Regions from separate parts of the Homo sapiens genome. Here region 1 is linked to region 2. A link is a contact called in ENCODE Hi-C or POLR2A ChIA-PET data. All regions are on one chromosome and are shown on one strand. Each heading gives the region's core, a stretch centred on a gene start or an enhancer-like site at or near the end of the contact. The rest is flanking DNA. Distances are from core to core; before and after follow the strand shown.

The links. Hi-C counts contacts between places; a loop is a spot of excess contacts on that map. ChIA-PET counts read pairs that join two places held with the same protein, here RNA polymerase II (POLR2A). Pooled maps may share reads with other maps.
Region 1: a pooled map shows a loop between it and region 2 (4-fold over the local background). The contact joins the enhancer-like site here to the promoter of CNST in region 2. A Hi-C loop is called at or near these places in 1 of 50 pooled maps. POLR2A ChIA-PET finds 5 or more read pairs at or near these places in 2 of 52 experiments (A673 and common myeloid progenitor, CD34-positive).

What each region holds. Positions count from the first base shown.
Region 1 is chr1:244,348,479-244,353,288 of GRCh38, forward strand. SPMIP3 (sperm microtubule inner protein 3) reads left to right here and starts at 4,157. Exons shown (of 5, transcript NM_001012970.3): 1 at 4,157-4,256. RefSeq lists an enhancer at 2,107-2,166. Within about 2 kb of position 1,278, at least 5 of the 41 ENCODE cell types and tissues checked have a DNase peak (open chromatin) inside an H3K27ac peak, as active enhancers do.
Region 2 is chr1:246,563,811-246,568,944 of GRCh38, forward strand. CNST (consortin, connexin sorting protein) reads left to right here and starts at 2,646. Exons shown (of 11, transcript NM_152609.3): 1 at 2,646-2,853. TFB2M (transcription factor B2, mitochondrial) reads right to left here and starts at 2,451. Exons shown (of 8, transcript NM_022366.3): 1 at 2,016-2,451; 2 at 536-624. The coding sequence starts at 2,328. RefSeq lists enhancers at 2,141-2,420, 2,651-2,710, 2,751-3,250.

The DNA of each region.
Region 1 (4,810 bases), core at 28-2,527, 2.2 Mb before region 2:
TGTCGCCCAGGCTGGAGTGCAGTGGCATGATGTTGGCTCACTGCAAGCTCCGCCTTCCGGGTTCACGCCATTCTCCTGCCTCAGCCTCTGGAGTAGCTGGGATTACAGGTGCCCACCACCAAGCCCGGCTAATTTTTTGTATTTTTAGCAGAGACGGGGTTTCACCGTGTTAGCCAGGATGGTCTCGATCTCCTGACCTCATGATCCACCCGCCTTGGCCTCTCAAAGTGCTGGGATTACAGGTGTGAGCCACCATGTCCAGCCAAAAAATTGTTTTTGAGACAGGGTCTCACTATGTTGCCTAGTCTGGTCTCGAACTCCTGGCCTCAATCGATCCTCCTGCCACTTGGCCTCCTGAGTAGCTGGGACTACAGGTGCACGTGACCATGGGTCTAATGGAATAATGGGATGGAATGGCTGACGGAATGCTCTTTAGCCACCATCTTCTTCATTCCCTCCCCTACCCCCAAAGCACATGGTGTACCTGCTCCAGTGTAAACATCGCAACATTTGACCGGAGACAGATGGAAAACGGCAGGGTTGCAGTTCTTTTGAAGGGGGAGGTCCTTTGGCCTTGAGTTGGTCTCTTAGACAGGGTTTCCTGGGCTCCACACTCTGAGATGGAAATTTTCATGAAGCAGTCTGTTGGGAAGTGGTCTATCGGGGCGTGCTTGTGTAGCAACACGTGGAAGGGAGTGAAGAAAACAGGATTTGGCAAAGGGAGAAGCTGAACTATGAGTCACTTACTTCAGATGCGTCAGCCAATGCCACGGAAAGCTCTGAAACTAGAATGGAACTCCAGAGATGTCCCAAATTCAAGCAAGAAGGCTGGACTTTTGTATCCCCGTGTTAATCAATCTTTGGACATGGGCTACCCCAGGAAGGGTGTGTAATCTTGGGTAATGCCAATTCTTGGCACATAAGTGAACTATGATCTAGGAGCAGGCAAAGCTTTCAGCTGGGGAATAGGACCTTGGTCCTCAAGAGGGCCTCCAGAAAGTGCATCGGGCTCTGCGGCAGGGGACTTCCCAGTCTGGGCCAGGACCCAGCCCAAGAGGACGGATTGCTTTTCTTTGTCATATCTCTTGTTCTCTTTTAATCTAGAAGAGTTTCTCAGCCTTCTGGTATCTTTTTTGACTTTATCATTTTTAAAGAGTCCAGGCCAGTTATGCTGTAGAATGTTTGAATTTGTCTAATCTTTCCTTCTGACTGAAATTCAGATTATTTTTCTTTGACTCATCATTTCTTTCCTCTCTTAGTGGGTCAGGCACTTCCCCTGCGGGTCATGTTGCTGCTCCATCTAATTATCGTCTGGCGGCCAGCAGAGGAAATGGTAAATCCTGAAGCGGTGGTGAGACGACCCCTGCATTATCTTCAAGCCGTCAAGCCAGGGAGGAATAATAACCCCGGACAGAGAGGAATCTGAGTTTGCAAGCCGTCAAGTGCATTGACCTCTTTGTCCTCAACCAAATCTGAGGTCACCAATCCTTTCCAAACTCAGCCATGATGTTGGCAGAGCAGATTTGCCAGGTTCTTCTCGGGGGCCCCACTACCCTTATATTTAAATCCTTAGTCTAATTCTCATCTTTTCCTGCCCCCCTGCTGCAGGAAATGAGAGCCCCTCTGTATGCTGCAAAGGGGGAGCCCTGCTTTCACACTTTGCCTAAATTAATGATGATGTTTACCGTCTTACTGCAAAGCATAGATTGTACTCATCAGGAACCAGCCAGTTTCATTACTCTCATAATGACTTCTCCAACCTCTCAAATGCCTGAGAAACTGCACCTGCCAGTTGCTTCCTCCTCCTCCTACTCTGTCCTTTTGTGCTGTAAGTGAAACTTTTTTTTTTTTTTTTTTGAAACGGAGTTTTGCTCTTGTTGCCCAGGCTGGAGTGCAATGGCTCGATCTCGGCTCACTGCAAGCTCTGCCTCCCGGATTCAAGCGATTCTCCTGCCTCAGCCTTCCGAGTAGCTGGGATTACAGGCATGCGCCACCACGCCCGGCTAATTCTGTATTTTTAGTAGAGACGGGGGTTTCACCATGTTGGCCGGGCTGGTCTCGAACTCCCGACCTCAGGTGATCCGCCCGCCTTGACCTCCCAAAGTGCTGGGATTACAGGCGTGAGCCACCACGCCCGGCTTAAGTGAAAGTTTTAACACTTGCTTCCCTACAGAATGCCAGGGGCTAGCCCTACTCCACCTCCCACCGGTAAGGAGGACTTTACTGATAGCCTGCTGGTGTGACCTGCACGTATATATCCAGATGGCCTGAAGTAACTGAAGAATCACAGAGGAAGTGAAATTTAAATGGCCTGTTCCTGCCTTAACTGATGACATTCCACTACAAAAGAAGTGAAAATGGCCGGTCCTTGCCTTAACCGATGACATTACCTTGTGAAATTCCTCCTCCTGGCTCATCCTGGCTCAAAAAGCTCCCCCACGGAGCACCTTGTCACCCCCACTCCTGCCCGCCAGAGAACAACCCCCCTTTGACTGTAATTTTCCTTTACCTACCCAAATCTTATAAAACGGCCTCACCCCTATCTCCCCTTTGCTGACTCTCTTTTCGGACTCAGACGGCCTGCACCCAGCTGATTAAAAAGCTTTATCGCTCACACAAAGCCTGTTTGGTTGTCTCTTCACACGAACGCGAGTGAAACTTTCTTCTTTGTACTTTCTGTTATATTGCCAGGTATGTCTTACGTAAAGAACATGGGGATTTTTTGTTCATTTTTTTTCCTCAGTGAAGAATACTGGTTATTACTCTTAAAACGCCTTTGACGTCAAATAGCTGGATTCAAATCATAGATTCATTACGGCCTCGTTGTGTGACTGTTAGGCAAGTTCCGTAGCTTCTTCTCTTAGCCTTCATTTCAAATAGAAATACTTCATTTTCAAAAGAGAATCTCCTTCCATGGTGGTGGTGGAGATTCTAGATGGTGTGTGTCTAATAGCTAAAAAAACGTGTGGTGCTCACTCAACAAATCAAACCAATTTATCCTTTCTCTTAGTGTGGTTCCAGTTTGTTGCTTCTGTCCTCATATATTTATTTAAGTTTTCCCTAGCTTATCTGCTTTCAACAAAATGCTGTCACCAAGACTCTGTCATTACATTATTTTATGCCTGTTCCATGTAGGTTAAGCTCCCAGCAGGAACCCAGCCTGGCCCCTGGTCTCTCCTGAGTGCCTTCTGGAATCTTATGGAAATATTTTACATTCTAACCTGCAAACTGTATATAAGTGAGAAGTGTCCCTGTTTCCAGGACAACCTACTGTAGATAATGCCAGTGTTGGCTGGGTGTGGTGGCTCACGCCTGTAATCCCAGCACTTTGGGAGGCCGAGGCGGGAGGATCATGAGGTCAGGAGATCGAGACCATCCTGGCCGTGGTGAAACCCCGTCTCTACTAATATACAGAAACTTAGCCGGGCGTGGTGGCACGCGCCTGTAGTCCCAGCTACTCAGGAGGCTGAGGCAGGGGAATCGCTTGAATCCGGGAGGCAGAGCTTGCAGTGAGCCGAGATTGTGGCACTGTACTCCAGCCTGGGCAACAGAGACTCCATCACAAAAAAAAAAAAAGAAAAAAAAATGCCAGTGTTTCGTTTTGGTTTGGTTTGGTTTTGACAGAGGTTGGTCAGAATAAATATTTTTGCCACTCTCTTCTTCTCAGGTTATGGCTTGCTTCTATATAGTGGTGCTGTTGTGATACTCCATGGATTGGTTTGCAGCATATTTTTAAATAATTAAAATTATCCTTTGATACCTGCAAAGGAGCAGGTTGGAGCCTGACCTAACCTTGGACAAGGCGGGGCTGGCCTCATCTGCCCCTCGTGCCAAACCATCCTTCCTCAATTCCAGCTTGCAAAGGGCAGGACTCCTCAGTGTGGCACCACCCAGATTTTCACCTTACGTTGTCCTTGGGACAATCTTTACAGGAAAGCAAGCTCTAGTGATTAGATAGCCTGGTTATTTGCCTACATGATTTTCCTTTTCACAGTAATTTTTGCCCCTTCTTTCATGTGCAGCTGGTCTCTCCCTAGAGACCAAAGGAGCACTCTTTTTCTAAGCCCAGGACCTGAAAGGCATTGCCTGGCAAAACCTTGCAAGCCAGTGTGCGTCACAATACCCTTTGAATGATGTAAAGGAATCAGGCCCTGCCACTCTGCAGTTGATCCAGCAGCAGGAGGCAGCTGTACCCATCACTGTCCTCAGAGTACTTTTAAGAACAAGGAGGTCTCTGCCCACGGCAGCCCAAGCAGGTAATAGCGGTTGGTTGTTACTGCCTGTACCTCTCTCTCGCCTCATTTAGAGGTTGCATTACTAAATGGTTGACTGCATTTCAAATATTTTAGAGACAGGAACTCACAACATAAAGAAACTTCATGGCAAGCCTTTTGGTAAAGCAAAAATGTCTTTTGGAAAGTGAATACTCATCTCTCTCAACTTTGAATTCTTGTCATAGTTTTAACTCAACGTGTCTTTTTTTTCTTAGAAACGGGTACACCTATATTAAATAAGATAATTGGTTCTCTGTGATACAAGAAGACCTAGGTTTTAAAAACTGTGAACTAGATTAACAGGTTACTGAGTTAGCTGATCGATTGATTTATTCACTCATTCTGAAGTATGCATCAAGCACTCCTTGGACAGCGAACACTTTGCAAGAGAATGAGTTAGGAGAAGGACAAAGAGAGTGAAGATCGTGGCCACCAAACGAAGTGGTCCCCAACATCTAGGAGCTCACATTTTACCTGAAGAGACAAAGTGCTGTATAAAACAGATGTCTTGGCCAAGCGTGGCGGCTCACACCTAT
Region 2 (5,134 bases), core at 1,396-3,895:
TCGGGTCCCATCCCCAAGATATCTCATTATGTATATGCAAATATTGCAAAATATGAAAAAATTTGAAATCCAAAACAGTTGTGTTCCCAAGCATTTCAGATAAAATACTTAATTTGTATGCCAACCTTTCTTGCCTTTCAAACCCTAAATATAGAGGTTACACAGATCCATTAACCTAATATTAGCACTTATTCCAATTAGATTCCAAGCTCACAGAAGAAAGGAGCACAGCGCAGCTTAGTAGAAATGGGGAAACAAGCCTAGGGATGCCAGTTATACGCTTTGTTCAAAGTCACCCAACTAGGCTGTAGCCGACCTAGAACTAGCAAACAAGTCTTAGAACTCCTCATGTTTCAGCCATTCAACAGCACTGAATATTAACTGTGTTCTAGTCTTTGGGAATAAACAAGATATTTCAGAGATGGCTCCCTAAAAGATATTCTATGTAAAACACTGTGTGCTTAATTCCATTTCCTTAAACCACTCACAGATAGTTGAACAAACAATAACATACGTTGAGAAACTAAAAATATACCTCCAAATGTGGAATAAAAGTTTTGTCACTTTCGAGCGCAACCACTTTGGCACCAGCTTCAAGTAATGCCTGAGTCAGGATTCCAGGACCTGGCACATTAACAGAACGAAAAGTTTATTTGTACAAGAAACATAATCTCTTTCAATACCAAACTTTCATTAGATGTTTCACACGTTATTACCTGGTTTTTAAATCTGACAGCATCCGCAAAGTAGATGTCACTCTCCTTTTTACATATAAGGAAACAGGAGATTATATATACTTATTTGACTCCAGCGTCAAAAGTGATGCAGCTTGGCTTTGAAATCATTGTCAGCGACTGCAAAACCTGCACTCTTTTTTTTTTTTTTTTGAGACGAAGTCTCACTCTGTCACCCAGGCTGGAGTGCAGTGGGGCAATCTCGGCTCACTGCAACCTCTGCCTCTTGGGTTCAAGCGATTCTCCTGCCTCAGCCTCCCGAGTAGCTGGGATTACAGGCGCCCGCCACCACGCCCGGCTAATTTTTGTATTTTAAGCAGAGACGGAGTTTCACCATGTTGGCCAGGCTGGTCTGGAACTCCTGACCTCAAGGGAACCACTCGCCTCGGCCTCTGAAAGTGCTGGATTACAGGCGTGAGCCACCGCACCAGGTCAAAACTTGCACTCTTCATCACCATGATTCACTACCTCTTAGAAGAAAAAAGTCACAGCAAAATAGATTGCCTCTAGCCTATCACTTCCTCACGGACTACACGGATGCTTTAACCATCAAAGAGATTGTCAAGCCTAAACAGAACTGACTCCCTGTGATATGAAATGGTGCTTTAAAAAACTATCATTCAAAAAGCCTATAAATCTTGTGTTCTTAGCATCCTGCTATGGTCTATAGGGAATGCACGGAAGAATAAGATAACATCATTTTTTCAGCTGGCAGAGGCTTGCAACTCTTTTGGGGAGATAAGATCTAAGAGCATGTTTTATCAAAATATTGTGTAAAGTGCAAGCTGCTACAGAAATACTTTGTGGTGTCATTAACGATACAGACTCTACGCTTATGTAGTGGGCAATCTCTCCAACTAAGGAGCTTCAAACAAAGACCCGTATCTGGACGGGCGCAGTGGCTCACGCCTCTAATCCCAGCATTTTGGGAGACCTAGGGGGGAGGATCACGAGGTCAAGAGATCGAGACCATCCTGGCCAACACGGCGAAATCCCGTCTCTAGTAAAAATAAGAAAATTAGCTGGGCGTGGTGGCGCGCGCCTGTAGTTCTTGCTACTCGGGAGGCTGAGGCAGGAGAATCGCCTGAACCCGGTACGCGGAGGTTGCAGGGAGCCGAGATCGCCCCACTGCACTCCAGCCTGGCAACACAGCGAGACTCCGTCTCAAAGCAAAAGAACAACAAAAAAGACCCCCCAGTATCTAAAATAGCACCCCGAGGAGGGTCAATACGTTTGAATAAATGATGAACATCCAAGAAAATGCAATTCAGCTGGACTCACCTGGATTGCACTCCAGCAGTAGGTGTGGAGGTCTACTTGGTTTTCCCAAATAGATTTGCGCCAGGGTCTCAGCCAATCTCCGATCGGTTACGTAACGCTTAAAGTCTAAGCTGGCCTTAGACGCCTTCCTTGGCGGATTCCTGAAATCCGGTTCGGGCCACAGCTGCGGAGAGGAGTCAGAGAGCCCACAGTGGTTCCTCGCCGGCAAATGCTTTCGCGTCGCCGCTTCAGACCCTAAAATGCAAAAGCGACCAGCGCCCGCCAAGGCGGAGAGCCTCAGCCGCCGAGGAAGCCCGACCACTGGGATCCACATGTCCTTGTCTCTCAGGCCCGCTCCAAGAATCACCTAGTGCAGCTACTACAGTGAACCCCACGCAGGGTATCCCACGTGGAACATTTTCTGGCGTCCGGGCCAGGTCAAGCGGAAGTAAACACTAGAGCCTGCGCATGCGAACAGCGGAGCCTTCCTGCTTTTCTCCCTCACTTCCGCTTCCGCCTCGGCTCAGCCGCCCGAGGATTGTGAGTGGACCGTTGAGGAGAGCGACCGACCATCCGGCTGGTGTCCGGACTCGTACTCTATGGTTGTCCGCGCTCTGCGCTTCCTCTCTAGCCGCCAGTGCTCTATGCTCCGCGGTCGCGGGCCGCCAGCCTCCAGCCGGCCAGCCGCGAGGGGTGCGCAGAGGGAGGCGGGGCGGAAAGGCGAGAGGTGTCTCCTCCACCGGAGCCAGGGGAGACCCGAGCAAGCTCCGTGACAGCACGTCGGCCGCCATGTCGCCGAGTGGGGCTGGAAACAGACCCGGCGCCCAGCGGTAGCCCTCCTTGCGCCTCCGATTCCCAGGTGAGGAGAGGAGGAGCGGGATGCAGGGGACCCGCCGGCTCGCGGCCGGGATGGAAAGCCTTTCGGAAGCCTCTCGCTCCTCCCCCTGCGCTGTCCTCCTCCAGCCGCGCAGCCTCTGCCCTCCGGGTGAGGTGTAGCCCGGTCCCCTTACCTCCTCCGCCTCTCAGGTCGCCTGTTTTCCTCTCCTTTCTCAGCTACTGTGGGTCTCCTATTGCTGCGCGTCGCGCCAATTTCTCCCTCCCTAGGGGACTAGCGCCAGAAGTCGTTCCTCACCCGGCTCCTGGAGGAGCCTGCGGCTTCCACGGTCTCCGTTCCTTTCTGTTGTGTGGCCCACAGCCCGCTCTCCCCACCCTCGTGGATGGTTTTCATTTCCCCCCCACACCTGGTCCCCCCCATCACTACCACTTTGGTTGTCAAGAACCGCGTGGTGTCTCCCTTCCATTCCTCTCTCTGGGCCAATATTTTCCTTAATTTTTTCAGTTTGTGTGTTTAAAAGACTTAAAGTTAAGATTAAAAATGAAGATGTAAAAGCTTACAATTCCTTTCTAAGCTTAAAAAGATTAAGACTTTAGGATGCTTACTGTATTCCTTATGTAAACTTAGTCAAACACATCGTACTGTGGAATGCGATTTAAAAGACCCAATTTTGAAGACTAAAAATAGGATGCTGTAATGGAAATTTTGGCAGTCTTTTTTTTTTTACCTATTGGGCAATGTTAGAAGACACGGTTCTTTGAGAGTGTTTTCCGTGTTTCAGGATCAAACTTAGAGCTTTTACCCATTATCCTTACCACCAAGGCAAGAAACGGCAGCCAATCAACTCCGTGTCTTAGAATACGTACAATCCTTTCTGCTTACTCTACTGAGAGTGTAATTGAGTTTGGCATTTAAATGCACGAGGAAAAGGTTCCTAAGGAATGTATCACCCAGCAAATAGTCTGAAGATTATACTCATCTGATGAAGCTCAAGCGGATAAAGAATTGACAACTAAATATGACCTTTTGTGTATTATAAATTTGTTAGGACATCATAGAAAATATCTCATCAACTGTTGTGCAAACTGTGGGGACTCACTCATTGGTCTTAATTTGCTTAAATTCTTTTTTCGTACAGTTTTCTCACTGACAATTTTCTAGAGGTGACTTTGCATCCTCTGAACCTCTCTCCATTACTGAGCTGCCTCCCCCTCTCCCCTTAAAAAACATTTTCATAGATTCAGAAATACACTTTTTTCCCCCTCCAGGACCTGGAGTCCTAAATATTTTTAAATCAGATAAAATAGAATTATGTCTTCATGGTTCACTCATAGAAATGTGTCGTTGAATTTCTGACTTTTTAAAAAAAACACTGTGGTGGCTGGGTATGGTAGTTCATGCCTGTAATCCCAGCACTTTGGGAGGCCAAGGTGGGAGGATCACTTGCTGCCGGGAGTTCGAAGCCAGACTGGGCAACATAGACTCTGTCTCCTTAAAAAAAAAGAAAGAAAGAAAAAGAGAAAAAGAAAAATAAACACATTGTGGTTAAAAACAAAACAGTTATTTTAAAATGCACTGTCTTATTTCATAATGTTTGTGGACCAAAGTTAGCCTACTGAGTCCTAGAAAAACTGATGTCATTTTTTATTTTGCTTTTGAGTGTTATTATTTTCTCTTGGTTTTGGGAAAGAGAATTACATTATAATATTCCCTTTTTACAGTGTTGATGGTTCACTTGTTTGTAATTGAAGGTACTTGAATAATAAGAGATTTTTGTACATCTTATTTTTTTTCTGAGGTCCCAGGTGCTGAGAATGTTGATTTCACCTTAAAGATGAACTTTATGATCAGGATTTAGACATACTTTATTAGAAAAACTTGATTAGTGTGCAGTATTTCCCATCTTTTTTCTTAAGAAGTGTGGTTTTCTATCCTATGCTGTTTTTGCCTTTTTGAAGTAATTTTGAGATGGAGTCTACTCTGTCGCCTAGGCTGGTGCCATCTCGGTTCACTGCAACCTCCGCTTTTCGGGTTCAAGCAGTTTCTCCTGCTTCAGCCTCCCGAGTAGCTGGGATTACAGGCTCCTGCTACTATGTCCAGCTAATTTTTGTATTTTTAGTAGAGACGGAGTTTCGCCATGTTGGCCAGGGTGGTCTTGACCTCAGGTGATCCTCCGACCTCCACCTCTCAAAGTGCTGGGATTACAGGCGTGAGCCACCACGCCTTTAAAATACTTTTTTTCTTGCTTTTTACATTTAAATATATTTATTTATTTGTGAAGGCGGAGTTTTGCTATGTTGCCCAG